Linked DNA regions of Homo sapiens: region 1 is linked to region 2. Evidence: chromatin contacts called from ENCODE Hi-C or POLR2A ChIA-PET data. All regions are on one chromosome and are shown on one strand. Each heading gives the region's core, a stretch centred on a gene start or an enhancer-like site at or near the end of the contact. The rest is flanking DNA. Distances are from core to core; before and after follow the strand shown. Region 1 holds the start of TMEM229B (transmembrane protein 229B). Region 2 holds the start of PIGH (phosphatidylinositol glycan anchor biosynthesis class H).

Evidence for each region. Hi-C counts contacts between places; a loop is a spot of excess contacts on that map. ChIA-PET counts read pairs that join two places held with the same protein, here RNA polymerase II (POLR2A). Pooled maps may share reads with other maps.
Region 1: a loop to region 2 is called in a map of B cell, with 19 times the contacts of the local background. The contact joins the promoter of TMEM229B here to the promoter of PIGH in region 2. A Hi-C loop is called at or near these places in 2 of 168 maps with a recorded cell type or tissue (B cell and CD4-positive, alpha-beta memory T cell), 11 of 37 single-sample maps with no recorded cell type and 11 of 50 pooled maps. POLR2A ChIA-PET finds 5 or more read pairs at or near these places in 7 of 52 experiments (B cell, CD4-positive, alpha-beta T cell, CD4-positive, alpha-beta memory T cell and 4 more).

Annotation. Positions count from the first base shown.
Region 1 is chr14:67,483,734-67,489,978 of GRCh38, reverse strand. It overlaps TMEM229B (transmembrane protein 229B), which reads left to right and starts at 1,258. Exons shown (of 3, transcript NM_001348543.2): 1 at 1,258-1,471; 2 at 2,807-2,979. It also overlaps a transcript of GPHN not described here. RefSeq lists enhancers at 1,127-1,546, 1,184-1,683, 1,847-1,916.
Region 2 is chr14:67,599,018-67,606,072 of GRCh38, reverse strand. It overlaps PIGH (phosphatidylinositol glycan anchor biosynthesis class H), which reads left to right and starts at 5,805. Exons shown (of 4, transcript NM_004569.5): 1 at 5,805-6,049. The coding sequence starts at 5,870. It also overlaps a transcript of GPHN not described here. RefSeq lists an enhancer at 5,808-6,127.

The DNA.
Region 1 (6,245 bases), core at 9-2,508, 110 kb after region 2:
TCGCTCTGTCGCCCAGGCTGGAGTGCAGTGGCGTGGTCTCAGATCACTGCAAGCTCTGCCTCCCAGGTTCACGCCATTCTCCTGCCTCAGCCTCCCAAGTAGCTGGGACTACAGGTGCCCACCATCACACCTGGCTAATTTTTTGTGCTTTTAGTAGAGATGGGGTTTCACCATGTTAGCCAGGATGGTCTCGATCTCCTGACCTCGTGATCCGCCCGCCTCGGCCTCCCAATGTGCTGGGATTACAGGCGTGAGCCACCGCGCCCGGCTACATAGAAAGAATTTTAAGATGGGATGACATGTTTCAGTTGAAGGATGGTCAGATCCCCCTGGGAACATCAGTGATGGAATGACCTGGAGGTTGTGGGACGGCATCGCAAAGGAGTGAGGAGGGAGCAGGGTCTGGAAGAAGGAGTCAGAATGGTGGCTGCAGAGGAGGGCAGGAGAGATGACAGTGCTTGAAACAGGCCGGTGGTCTCTGCTTCTTCACGCTCCCAGCAGCGTCTCAGGCATATTGACCAGAAGCTGCATGGACAAACTCAGCTATAAGTTTGCAAAATAAGCAGCTTACTTGGAATGGACTAAGTAGTTTACACTGACTTGAAGACCCTTGCATGCAGACATGTGCCTTAAGGATGAGATTTGGGTGGGAAGCAGTTCGAAGGCACATTGTATGGGGACAGGGTGATTCTGGAGGCTGAGGACTGGGATTTGAATCAAATGTTTGGATTTGGCCAAATCTCTTAATGTCCTGAACCCTCTGTGTTTTCATTTCTAAAATAGAGGTGACCATTTCTGCCCTTCCTGCCCCTCAGGAGCCTGAGAAAATCATGAGAGATGATCTAAGTTCCATCCATATGTTAGTTGCTATAAGGGCTCATCATTCATTCATATGTTCCAAGAAACTCTGGTTCAGGTCCTGCAGTCCTCAAAGGAGCCTCATGTCCCCTGTCCCCTGGGATCTACTCTTGGGGGATAGGGAGTGTCAGTGAGGCCTAGGGACAGCTTATGCACTTGGAGGGAGAGGTGCACCATCATCTCATCCTCCCTGCAACTAAGTTTTTCCTGGGGAAAAAGCCTGCAGACCAGGAAGTGGGAGGTGTCTGGTGGGACACTGCCCTCAAAAGGAGCCTTTCTGAGTGCTGGGGCTTCATCTGCCAGGGCTGCACCTCAGCAGGCAGTGGGCTCCCAGAGCTGGCTGCAGTAACCCGCAGGCTGTGCCGGCAGGATGTGGTCTTTGGTTTCTGTTTCTGTTTTAGTTCTGACTTGTGCCGTGGATGTGGCTGAGGGCCTAGGGTGGGGAGAAGTCTCCACAGGTGGGATTGAACTCCCCAGGCACATGGTCCTTGTGGTGCTGGTGGAGAGAGAGTCCCAGAGGGTTCGGACATGCTCCGTTAAAACCTTTTCCTCAAGGTGATAGGTACGTGTCAAGGTGACCCCTGTCCGCCATCCGGCAGGCTGGAAGAAGCCGGTAAGATGGACAGATCAGGGAGGGTTGGAGGGTCCCGTTTGTGAAGGAGCTGGGGAGGGGGAGGCAAGGCTGAGCACAGCAGCCCACTGTGATGCTCTCAGTGCAGAGGCCCCGGGGGGAGACCCAGGGGGGCACCCCCCAAAACCACACCATACAGTGAGTTTCAGTTCCCCCACTCCTGCCCTTTCACTTCTCCTCGGCTGCCTGGCTGCCTCACAGGTTGTCAGCTTGAGCAAGGGCCCAAGCGGCCTCTACTCAGAGACCCTGGTGGTCAGAGGGGAGTGGGGAAGGTGGACATGGGCATCAGCACAGACCAGCACCTCTGGTCCATCCTGCCTGGTCATCCACAGGGGAGTGCCAGCTCCCACCCCCAGCCACATACTGTTCTCAGCTTCTGAGTGGCTGGGCTGTCCCAGAGGGCCATGCTGGGCCTGAGTGCTGTCCTTGGGCATATGCAGATGGTGTTGTATCCAGGGGGTTTTCAGGGAAGCTTTAGCACTTTCATATTAAAACAAAAAATGTTGGAATCTCCATTAAATAGTCAAGTCTTAGGGATAGTAGTAAAAACATGGCTGTACATGGCTGGCCAGGCACAGTGGCTCACGCCTATAATCCTAGCACTTTGGGAGGCTGAGGTGGGAGGGTTGGCCAAGAGCTTGAGACCAGCCTGGTCAACATAGCAAGACCCGTCTCTACTTGATTTTTTTTTTTAAAGTACATGGCAAAGGGCATTATAAAGTAAGATTTGTATTAGCTTGTAGCTGGTTACTGATGTTCATAGGAAGGGCCTCAACCATAATAATGGTGAAATAATAAAATGAGATGAATAAATATTAGAGAGGTAGAATAGTACGTAGAAAGGTTTAGCACACATTTTGTTTTTCTGCACGAGTGGTTGTTCTCTGCTTTCAAAGTGCTGAAACGAATGTCCTACATTGTCTGCCTTCCATGAGGTTCTGACCGCCCTTGAGAACAGATGTACCCACTACAGGGTGAAGGTGAGAATGTAATTTGAAGCTGAATGAGAATGGAGCTGGATTCTAAAATTATATCCCCTCTCAGATTCACAAGTGTTCACACATTTAGGCAAGAAGCCCTAAGTCCTAACCCTGGACATGTGGATTGTCCAGGACCATCCCAGACTTTTGTGGCTGGATTAATCAGACCTGAGCAAACTGGATGCAAAGAGGAGGGGGTAGGTTCCGGGAAGGGGCCCTGGTGGCCAGGGTGGGATGAGTGTCTGGTGCTGAGCCCAGAGCCCAGGCCCTTGCAATGTTTTTCTTGGATCTGCTGGGGGCAGTTTAAGCTAATAAAAGCCTCCTCTTTTATTCCCAGGGACACATGGAAGCTGCCAGCCCCCCAGCCAAGGATCAGCTGAGCCCTAGGGCTGATGCTTGCCTACGTTGCTGAGAATGGCACTGAGGCCCAGCCAACAAAGGTTAACCCAGGACACTCCTGGACAGTGATCCTGATGTCTGTTGTGAGCTGCACACTCAAGGGTGTGATAAGTGAGTATGTTACAAGCACCCAGGGGATCACCAGCCCAGCGATCCTGCCTGCTCGGCACCTCATCAGCATGGGCACGAGTCTGGAGGTTCTAGTTCTGAGTCTGTTCCCCATCCAAGGTCCTGTCACAGGGCAATGGGAGGGGAATGTCAAGCAATATTGGGCCATCACATGCGGGAGCCGTCTTATGGCCACATGGCCTCTAAAATCCAGGCCAGACCCAGTGTATTAGTTTGTTTTCGTGCTGCTGATAAAGACATACGTAAGAGTGGAAAATGTATACAGAAAAAGAGGGTTAATTCCACGTGTCTGGGGAAGCCTCACAATCATGGTGGAAGGCAAGGGGAAGCAAGTCACATATTACAAGGTTGGTAGCAAGCAGAAAGAGAGCTTGTGCAGGGAAACTCTCCCTTATAAAACCATCAGATCAGCCGGGCACTGTGGCTCACGCCTGTAATCCCAGCACTTTGGGAGGCCGAGGTGGGTGGATCGCAAGGTCAACAGATTGAGACCATCCTGGCCAACATGGTGAAACCCCATCTGTACTAAAAATACAAAAATTAGCTGGGCATTGTGGCATGCACCTGTGGTCCCAGCTATTCAGGAGGCTGAGGCAGGAGAATCGCTTGAACCTGGGAGGCAGAGGTTGCAGTGAGCCAAGATCGTGCCATTGCACCCCAGCCTGGCAACAGAGCAAGACTCTGTCTCAAAACAAAACAAAACAAAAACCCATCAGATCTCATGAGATTTATTCACTATCACAAGAACAGCATGAGAAAGACCTGGCCCCATGATTCAATTACCTCCCACCCAGTTCCTCCCACAACATGGTGGAAATTCAAGATGAGATTTGGGTGAGGACACAGCCAAACCATATCATTCAGATTGTCTGGCGTGAGTGAAGCGAGCACTCACACCTGGGAAACAGCATCTACTTTGGCCGTCAGGCTTCAGATCTGTGCAGTGAGGACCATGCATCACCTGGGACTGGACTCTGCCCAGAAGCCATGAGCAATGCATGTGCTGCTGGTCTAGGAGGCCTGGAGTAGGGCATCCAGGGCCCTGGGAGGTGGGGGGATTTGTGAGCCTTAGCTGCCATAAGAGTGACCACCAGGGGATCTGGAGGAGCATGTCCTCTTGCTTTTGTCACATATCAGCAGCAGCATCTCCTCCTCAGCGAGACAAGCTCGAGGTAGGGTGAGAGGCTCCTAACTGCACAGCCCTGCCTGTCCTCACAGGCCTTTCTTTCCAGCCTCAGCCCCTGGCTTTTCCTTGATGATGCCTTAAAAAATGACAATTGGCTGCTTTCCCAACCCCCAGAGGCCTGTCTGGCCTGAAGGCTGTTATGTCTGTGCAGGGCCCGTAGCCTGGTGGGATCAGAGGCCTGCAGGAAGGAAGCTCCCCAGAAGGCATGGCAGGCAGAGCTGGGCTTTTGCAATCTTGAACAGACAAGCTTTTTTTGGAGTTCCTAGGCTGGTCCATGGGAACCCAGAGCTTCAGATTCCATGCAGGAATTTGCAGGGAGTAGAAAAGGGGTAATCAGGTCTTTTTCCACTTTAGGTAGATCTTGACTCTCCTAGTTGACAGTTTATAATTCAGGGCCAGAATCTGTTTTCCACTCAGCCTGGGCTTACAAAGTCAGTTTGACTGGAGAGTTTCTCAGGAAGTGTGTTCTTGAGTTGATTTGTAGCCAGGGTGGTGTGAGCAAGCCTAGACTGTAGGAGGGGAGTTGGGGGTAAAGAGATGGCCATGGGTGCCTCTGTGGGAACGTCGTTCCTCAGATGGGAGGCACATCTCCCCAGAGCAATTTATGCCATCAGCCTTAAGGCTGTTGTACCGTTTGGTTCAGTGATTCTCCTTCTGGAATTATCCATTAAGATATATTATTAGGAAATAGTACCAGAGAAGAAAAGGGCTGAATTCTTCCATTACAGGCATTAAAGGTAATTCTCGTTATATCATCTGTAGTAGTAGAAATGGGAAACAACTGTTCCCTTTGGACATCTAGGTTAAGTAAATTACAGTTTTCCGCTTGCTGGAATATTACACAGCCATTATAATAATGAGCACAGAGGCTATATAACAACTTGGAAAAACAGTTATGACAAGTAAAAATGGCAGGTTGCAGAATAAGTATATTATGGTGACTTGTAAAATACACACATAGGAAAATATTGCAAAGGAGAAATGGTAATCGCTGTTAGTTCAGAATTATGAGTGCTTTTTCTTTTTTTTTCTTTATTAGAAATGAGGTCTCACTATGTTGCCCAGGCTGGTCTCAAACTCCTGGGCTCAAGCAGTCCTCCCGCCTCAGCCTCCCAAAATGCTGGGATTACAGGTGTGAGCCCCCATGCCCGGCCTATGAATGCTTCTTCTATGATGCATGGATTGGCTTTTTAAAAAATAAAATTGAATCCGGATGACTACACAACATACCATTAATAGTGACTTTCTCTAAGATGTGTGATTACAGGGAACTTTTGCTTTCTATGTCATTCTGTAATGTTTAAATTTCAGCTGTGAGCACATGTTGCTTTTATAATTAGAAAAAAAATTAAATGCTAGAATTAAATGTTTTAGAAGGCTATATTTCTCAAGAAAGGAGGGAAGAGAGACCGAGGCAGCTAGCTGTTTATACCTGCCCTCATCAGTGTTTAAGGGCCTGGGCCTGTTTGGGCCCACTCATCCATCCATTCATTCCACAAGTATTACTAGGTATTATTGCCAGGCACCACTCTAGGCACTGACTAAACAGCAGTGAACAAGACAGTGCCCCTGCTCTCATGAAGTTTTCATTCTAGTTGAGGAGAGACAGACCATAAATAAGTAGCAACATATCAGAAAGTGAAAGTGCTATGTAGAAAATAAAATGGAATGATGTGAGTGACAGAGAGGCTATTTTGGACTGGGGATCAAAAGTCCCTGAGATATGACAGCTCAGCTGAGATCTGAATGGTAACAGCAAGGCAGCCACATACAGGTCTGGGATGCCAGCCTGCCAGTCCCCCGTGCAGGGCATCCTTCGCTTTCTGAGCCCCAGGGACCTCTGTGCCAGAACTGACTCCATCCCCCAAGCCCACTCACCCTGCCCTGCCTCCTGCTGCGGTTTGCTTGGGATCTGAGGCCCCCTGAAATCCTCTGTGTTCGGACCGCTCCTCCTGACATGCTGGCTGTTGCTCCTCTGGGCAGCTGGCCCCTGCTCTTGGCTGGTGTCTCCATGGCAGGGCTGGGCCGGGCCATCTGAGACTCCCAGGAGCACTGGTGTGGG
Region 2 (7,055 bases), core at 4,556-7,055:
GTATTTTTTCTTTCCATTGCTAGGTTAATGGCTGACAACAAAGCACACATTAACATGAGAAAAAGTATACAAAATATATACTAATAAGCTAGGTACGGTGGCTCACACCTGTAATCCCAGCACTTTAGGAGGCCGAGGCAGGCAGGTTGCTTGAGACTGGCAGGTTGCTTGAGACCGGCCTGGGCAACATGGTAAAACCTCGTCTCTACTACAAATATAAAAATTAGCCAGACATGGGGGTGCGCACCTGTGGTCCCAACTACTGGGGAGGCTGAGGCAGGAGGATTGCTTGATCCCAGGAGGCAGAGGTTGCAGTGAGCCAAGATTGCACCACTGCACTCCAGCCTAGGTAACAAAGCGAGACTATGTATAAAAAAAAATTAATATGAGAGAAGCATATAAATTTATTTAATATAAATTTTATATGACATAGGAGCTTTTGTAAAGAGGAAATACTTAGGTGGCAGGATTATGGATGTATTTTGTTCTATAAAATTTCAATTTGATGTTAGGTAAATACCAAACACATCTTACTAAAAAGAGAGTGGCAAGGCTGGGTACAATAGCTCATGCCTGTAAGCCCAGCACTTTGGGAGGCCAAGGTGGGAGAATACCTTGAGCCCAGGAATTTGAAGTTATAGTGAGCTGATATTTGTGCCAATGGACTCTAGCCTGGGTGACAGAGTGAGATGGTGTCTCTAAAAATAAATAAATAAAAAGGGAGAGTTAATAAATTTTTAATGTACATCATTTATGAGAATATCAGAAAACATCAAATACCTACAAATGAGGTCTAATGAAAGATGTGCAAATAATTGTTAAGCATTGCTGAGAGAAATTAGAGAAGACTTCAATAAATGGAGAGATGCCAGGTTCATGGATTGGAACATGCGGCATAGTTAAGATGTCAATTCTCCCTTAGATTGATTGATAGATTCAGTACAATCCAAGCAAAATTTTTGGTGAAAATACAAAAACCCTATAATAGCCAATACAATTTTGAAGAAAAGGTATAAAGTTGAAAGACTTAACAGTATGAGAAATCAAGACCTACTGTAGAGCTACAGTAATTGAGACAGGTTGCTATTAGCACAAGGGAAGACAAAATAGAACAACAGAACATAATAGAGAGTGTGGAAATAGACCGAGAAATTTGTGGTCACCTATTTACAACAAAGGCACTATCTCAATTAGGGGGGAAGGGTAGTCTTTTCAACACGTGCTGCTGGGAAACAAAATGACCCTTAACCTCTACAAACAAAAATTAGTTCAAAATGGATCATTGGCTTAAATATGAAAGGTAAAATAATTAAGCTTCTAGGGAAAAAAAAGATAGGCAAAGTTTTTTTTGTTGTTGTTGTTTTGTTTGTTTTTTCTCGCTCTGTTACCCAGGCTGGAATGCAGTGGCTTGATCACAGCTTTTTGTAGCCTCCTACAGTAAGCTGGGCTTACTGGGCTCAAGCAACCCTTCTGCCTCAGCCTCCCTAGTACCTAGTAGCTGTGCCACCATGCCCAGCTTTTTGTTTTTTGTTTTTTGTTTGGTAGAGTCAGAGTCTCGCTATGTTGCCCAGCATGTTCTGGAACTCCTGAGCTCAAACGATCTTCCTGGCTCAGCCTCTCAAAGTGCTGGGATTATAGGCATGAGCCACCATGCCCGCAAGACAGGCAAAGCTTCCTAAACAGGACAAAATATTATACAACACTAGCCATAAAAGACAAGATTGATAAATTGGACTTTATGAAAATTAAAACCTCTGTTCATCAAAAGACACCATTAGAGTATGGAAAAGTAAGTCACAGACTGTTTTACTGCTTGGAGGATATACCTCAATTAAAACATTTCCTTAAATGGACAGATGAGGAGACTTCCATTTCTGAAAGATGGAACAGACATTCTTTGCCTATCCATCCCAGTAAGAAAGCTAAAACCTTTGCGCCTGTAATCCCAGCTACTTGGGAGGCTGAGGCACAAGAATCGCTTGAACCCAGGAGGTGGAAGTTGCAGTGAGTAGAGATTGTGCTACTGCACTCTTGCCTAGGCGACAGAGCAAGACTGTCTCAAAAAAAAAACAAAAACAAAAAACAAGGGCAGGGCTGGGAGCGGTGGCTCACGCCTATAATCCCAGCACTTTGAGAGGTTGAGGCGGGCAGATCACCTGAGGTCAGGAGTTTGAGACCAGCCTGACCAACATGGAGAAACCCCATCTCTACTAAAAATACAAAATTAGCTGGGCATGGTGGCGCATGCCTGTAATCCCAGCTACTTGGGAGGCTGACCTCAGCAGGAGAATCGCTTGAACCTGGAATGCGGAGGTTGTGGTGAGCCAAGATTGTGCCATTGCACTCCAGCCTGGGTAACAAGAGCAAAACTCCGTCTCAAACAAACAAACAACCCACAAAGCAGTAATAAGGATTTTAGTGACTGGGTGCAGTGGCTCATGCCTGCAATCCCAGCACTTTAGGAGGCCAAGGCAACAGGAACGCTTCAACCCAGGCATTCAAGGTCACAATGAGTTATGATTATACCACTGCACTGCAGCCTGAGTAACAGAGCAACACCCTCTCTCTAAAAAGAAAAAGGATTTTAGAGATCTTAGACTACCACAGTATTTATTCCTAATAATTGAGTATTTTTAAAAAATTAAGTAAAGTACATTTGGCCTTTTTCTTTCTATAACTCTATAATTGTGAAACTTCTTAGCCTGCTGGGCATGGTGACTCATGCCTGTAATCCCAACTCTTTGGGAGGCTGAGGCCGAAGGATCACCCGAGCCTAGGAGTTTGAAAATAGCCTGGGAAACATAGTGAGATGCCATTTCTACAAAATATGCAAAAATTAGCCTGATGTGGTAGAGTGTGCCTGTAGCCCTAGATACTTGAGGGGCTGAGGTGGGAGGATCTCTTTAGCCCAGGAAGTTGAGACTGCAGTGAGCCATGACCGTACCACTGCTGCACTCCGCTTTCGGTGACAGAGCAAGACCTTGCCTCAAACAAAACAAAACAAACCAGAAAGAAAGAAAAAGAAAAGAAACTTCTTAGCCTGTACAGGTACCTTTTGTATTGTAGACCCTCTGGAAGTTTGGCGAAATGAATGGACCCTTTATTATAATAATGCTTTAAAATGTATAAATACATAGGACTTCTAAGAAAATCAACTAAATTAAAATATGGTTATCAAAATATTTTAAAAATGTGTTACAGTGATATGTTTCTCTTTATTGACACATTAAATAATAATAGCTAGTGATGGGTTTAATAATTACTGCAATTTTGAAGTAGCAATGACTAGAAATGACATTTTGAAACAATTATTGTGAAAAGAAAATATCTGTGATTTCTGTCAGTGACAAAAATCACAAGCTCTACTAATACTAGTTTGTTGCCCATATTCATAATCAAAAGAAATGTTAAATTTTAATTAGAAGTTAATGAAACTAAAAATGAAACACTGATTCTATCCGTGGAGCCCAAGTTAAGAACTCCAGGACTACAGGCTTCCCCAAAACATTAACAGTACTTATCTCTGAGTGATGGAAATATGGGTGGTTTACATTTTTTTCTTTTCTGTATTTTTCAAATTTTCCACAATAAGCAAATATCACTTTTATAATTATAAAACACATGATATATGCAATAGTAAAAGGGGTGATATGGTTCGGCTCTCTGTGCCTACCCAAATCTCATGTCAAATTGTAATCTCCACTTGTTAGGGGAGGGACCCAGTGGGAGGTGATTGGATCATGGGGACGGATTTCCCCCATGCTGGTCTCGTGATGCTGAGTGAGTTCTCTCACGAGATCTGACGGTTTAAAAATGTGGCACTTCCCCACTCCCCTCCTGCTGCCATGTAAGACATGCCTGGCTTCCCCTTTGCCTTCCACCATTATTGTAAGTTTCCTGAGGCCTTGCCAGCCATGTGGAACTGTGAGTCAATAAACCTCTTTTCTTTATAAATTACCGAGTCTCAGGTAGTTCTTTATAGCAGTGTGAAAACGGACTAATAAAAGGAGTGTATTAATTGTCAGATTCGGGGCACAGAAATAAAACTAGAAAAATAAAGAAGTGCTTGAAGAAATCCTTTAGGAAAAAAGAAAGGGAAATAAAATTCTGAATGAAGATGAAGAAACGGAACCTTTCATCAGAGAGACTTAAAGCTGGTGAGACCTTTATGCCATGGATCTTTTTTTTTTTTTAAATGAATATAGACACAGTCTTGCTCTGTTGCCCAGGCTGGTCTTGAACTCCTAAGTTCAAGTGATTCTCCTGCCTCAGCCACCCGAACAGCTGGGATTACAGGCATGCTCCACCATGCCCAGGTAATTTTTTTGTATTTTTAGTAGAGATGGTTTCACCATGTTGGCCAGGCTGATCTTGAACTCCTGACCCAAGTGATCTGCCCTCCTCAGCCTCCCAAAGTGCTGAGATTACAGGCATGTGCCACCATGCCCAGCCCATCACAAGTGTTTTGACAGTCCACATAGCCACTCCTGGGCCACATCAGAAGTAAAAATGGAACTCATAGGCCACTATTACTCATGAGTTTAGTAATTTTATTATCCATTTCTTCTGCATCTCCCGCTCCTGCTTAATTCCCAGCCAGGTCTTGCCTGTCTACCACGGTCCAAGCAGTCATTTGGGAGACAGAACTCCCAGGCAGTGAAATCCAAACTCCTTACCAGACCCTACAAGACCCTCTTGGATCTGACCCCTACCTGCCTCCCCAGCTTCCAACTGTTTTCCCCACACACCAACCTTTCTCGCCTTTTGATTATTTCATTAAGCCAAGCTTGTTCCAACTTCGAGGGGTTTGCCTTTCCTGGTCTTTCTTTCTGGCAAATTCCTCCTCCAGAGCTCCTTCAGTCCTGTCTGGCTCGTCACCCTTGTAACTCAGTGTCCTCTTACTTAGAGACTTCGCCTGACTGCCCTATGTAAAGTCCTCAGTCCATCCCTGCCAGTCAGCATAGTATTGCCAACGATACTCTCTTATTTCCATATTGTCTCCTACTAGAAAGGAAGCTGCCCGAGGGCAGAGACTGTCATCAACATCGTTCACTGCTGCATCCTCAAGCACCTCAAACTACCCGGCACAGGAAAAGAGTAAGTGAAATGAATACCCGTGGGCTCTCCTTGCGGCTCACTCTGGCTTAGAGAAATCGGCTTGCCAAGCAAAAGCATGATTAAAACTGTGGGTTTGGGCTGGGTGCGGTGGCTCACGCCTGTAATCCCAGCACTTCGGGAGGCCGAGGCGGGCGAATCACCTGAGGTCAGGAGTTTGAGACCAACCTGGCCAACATGGTGAAACCTGTCTCTACTAAAAATACAAAAATCAGCAGGGCGTGGTGGCGCGCGCCTGTAATCCCAGCTACTCAGGAGGCTTAGGCAGGAGAATCGCTTGAACCCGGGGGAAGCAGGTTGCAGTGAGCCGACGTCGCGCCATTCCGTCTCAAAACAAAAACAAACTGTGGGTTTGTTTTGAGACAGGGTCTTGCTCTCTCGCACAGGCTAGAGAGCAGGGGCATGATCTCCGCTCACTGCAACCTCGACCTCCCAGGCTCAAGCGATCCTCCCGCCTTGGCCTCCCAGTGCTGGACTACAGGCCTGAGTCAACGCGCCCGGTCTAAAAACGATTTTAATCTTTCCACTTAACTATTGCCCCGACGAGGTTTTTTCGAAGACAGTCAAGGCCGGCCCGGAAGAACGCACAACCATCAGCCCCCAGCAGAGCTCTCGGCGCGCAACTGAGGCTGCGCAGGCTTAGGGCGGGGCGTGGTGACGCGGCTGCCGGAAGCGGGTCTGGAGCGGGCGAGACGGCCAGGGCCGGCGAGCGCAGTGCAGCGCCGCGCGGTGCGGGCGGCCGAGTGGGGGCGTCATGGAGGATGAGCGGAGCTTTTCGGATATCTGCGGCGGCCGCCTGGCGCTGCAGCGCCGCTACTACTCCCCGTCCTGCCGGGAATTCTGCCTCAGCTGCCCTCGGCTCTCGCTGCGTTCGCTCACCGCTGTCACCTGCACGGTGTGGCTGGCGGCCTACGGACTCTTCACCCTCTGCGAGGTAATGGCAAGTCGGCCCCTCCCCGCGCTCGAAGGAGGGGGTTCGGCTTTGGGAGGGTCTTTGGGGTCTTTGGTCGAGCCCGGACCTCTGGTCGGCCCCTCCTACAGTGATAGGACAGGAGGGCGGGAACTCACGGGTTCTGGGGACGATATTCCGCTGCTGGACAGCTCTTTAAATGACGTTTAGTGAAATGTGTGCTCCTGGATAGTACATTCCCCTTCCGTGGCTGTGCTCTGCTCCGTGGGTTCACTCAGCATACATCTAGTTCTTGCGCGACGGCCTAAAACTTTAACTGCCATGTGTTCTATGTAGTATAGGCGCGCAGTAATTTAATTCCAAGAGTTCAAGGAACTACTAAGTGGGTCTTCCTCGTCCATCCCTTCTGCTCCTCAAAGTAGTACTGCTAACAATACTTTACGTAGACTTCCACAAACTGTCTTTGCCTCCACAAGTGTGTGTGTTTATCTGTGTGTATAGATAGAGTGTTATAGTTCTTCCTAATCTCTGTTTTTCAAGGGAGTTTTTTAACCCTCCCTCCTCCCAAACCCTTCCCCAATTTCAAGTACTTTCTAAAGGTTTATGAAATTTTGGACGTGTGTGATAGCTGTGCTCAATTTCCAGATTCATTCCTGTTTTCTCTGAGCCTCAATTTTCTACATCTCTAAAATAGAATTCATGCCTGCCATACCAGCTTCATGATATTGTGAGGGTTAAATGCAGTAACTTTGTGACAGCTCTCAAATAAAAAGAATTATCCTAATTTTCAGGATAAGTTCTAGTTTCATATGTAGTGCCTGAATTGAATGTATTATCCCAGAAGTGATCTAATCAGAGCTAAGTACAGCAGGGCTATTTATTTTTGTAACTTGGATATTGTTTCCATTACTGCATCCATTCGCTTTTTTGCTGTCAAAGCGTGTTTCAGAGCATGGTAATTTAGCATAGAAATATGCAGAATTAAGACTGCCCTAATTGCAGGAAACTATCTAACTATCTAAACCGTATG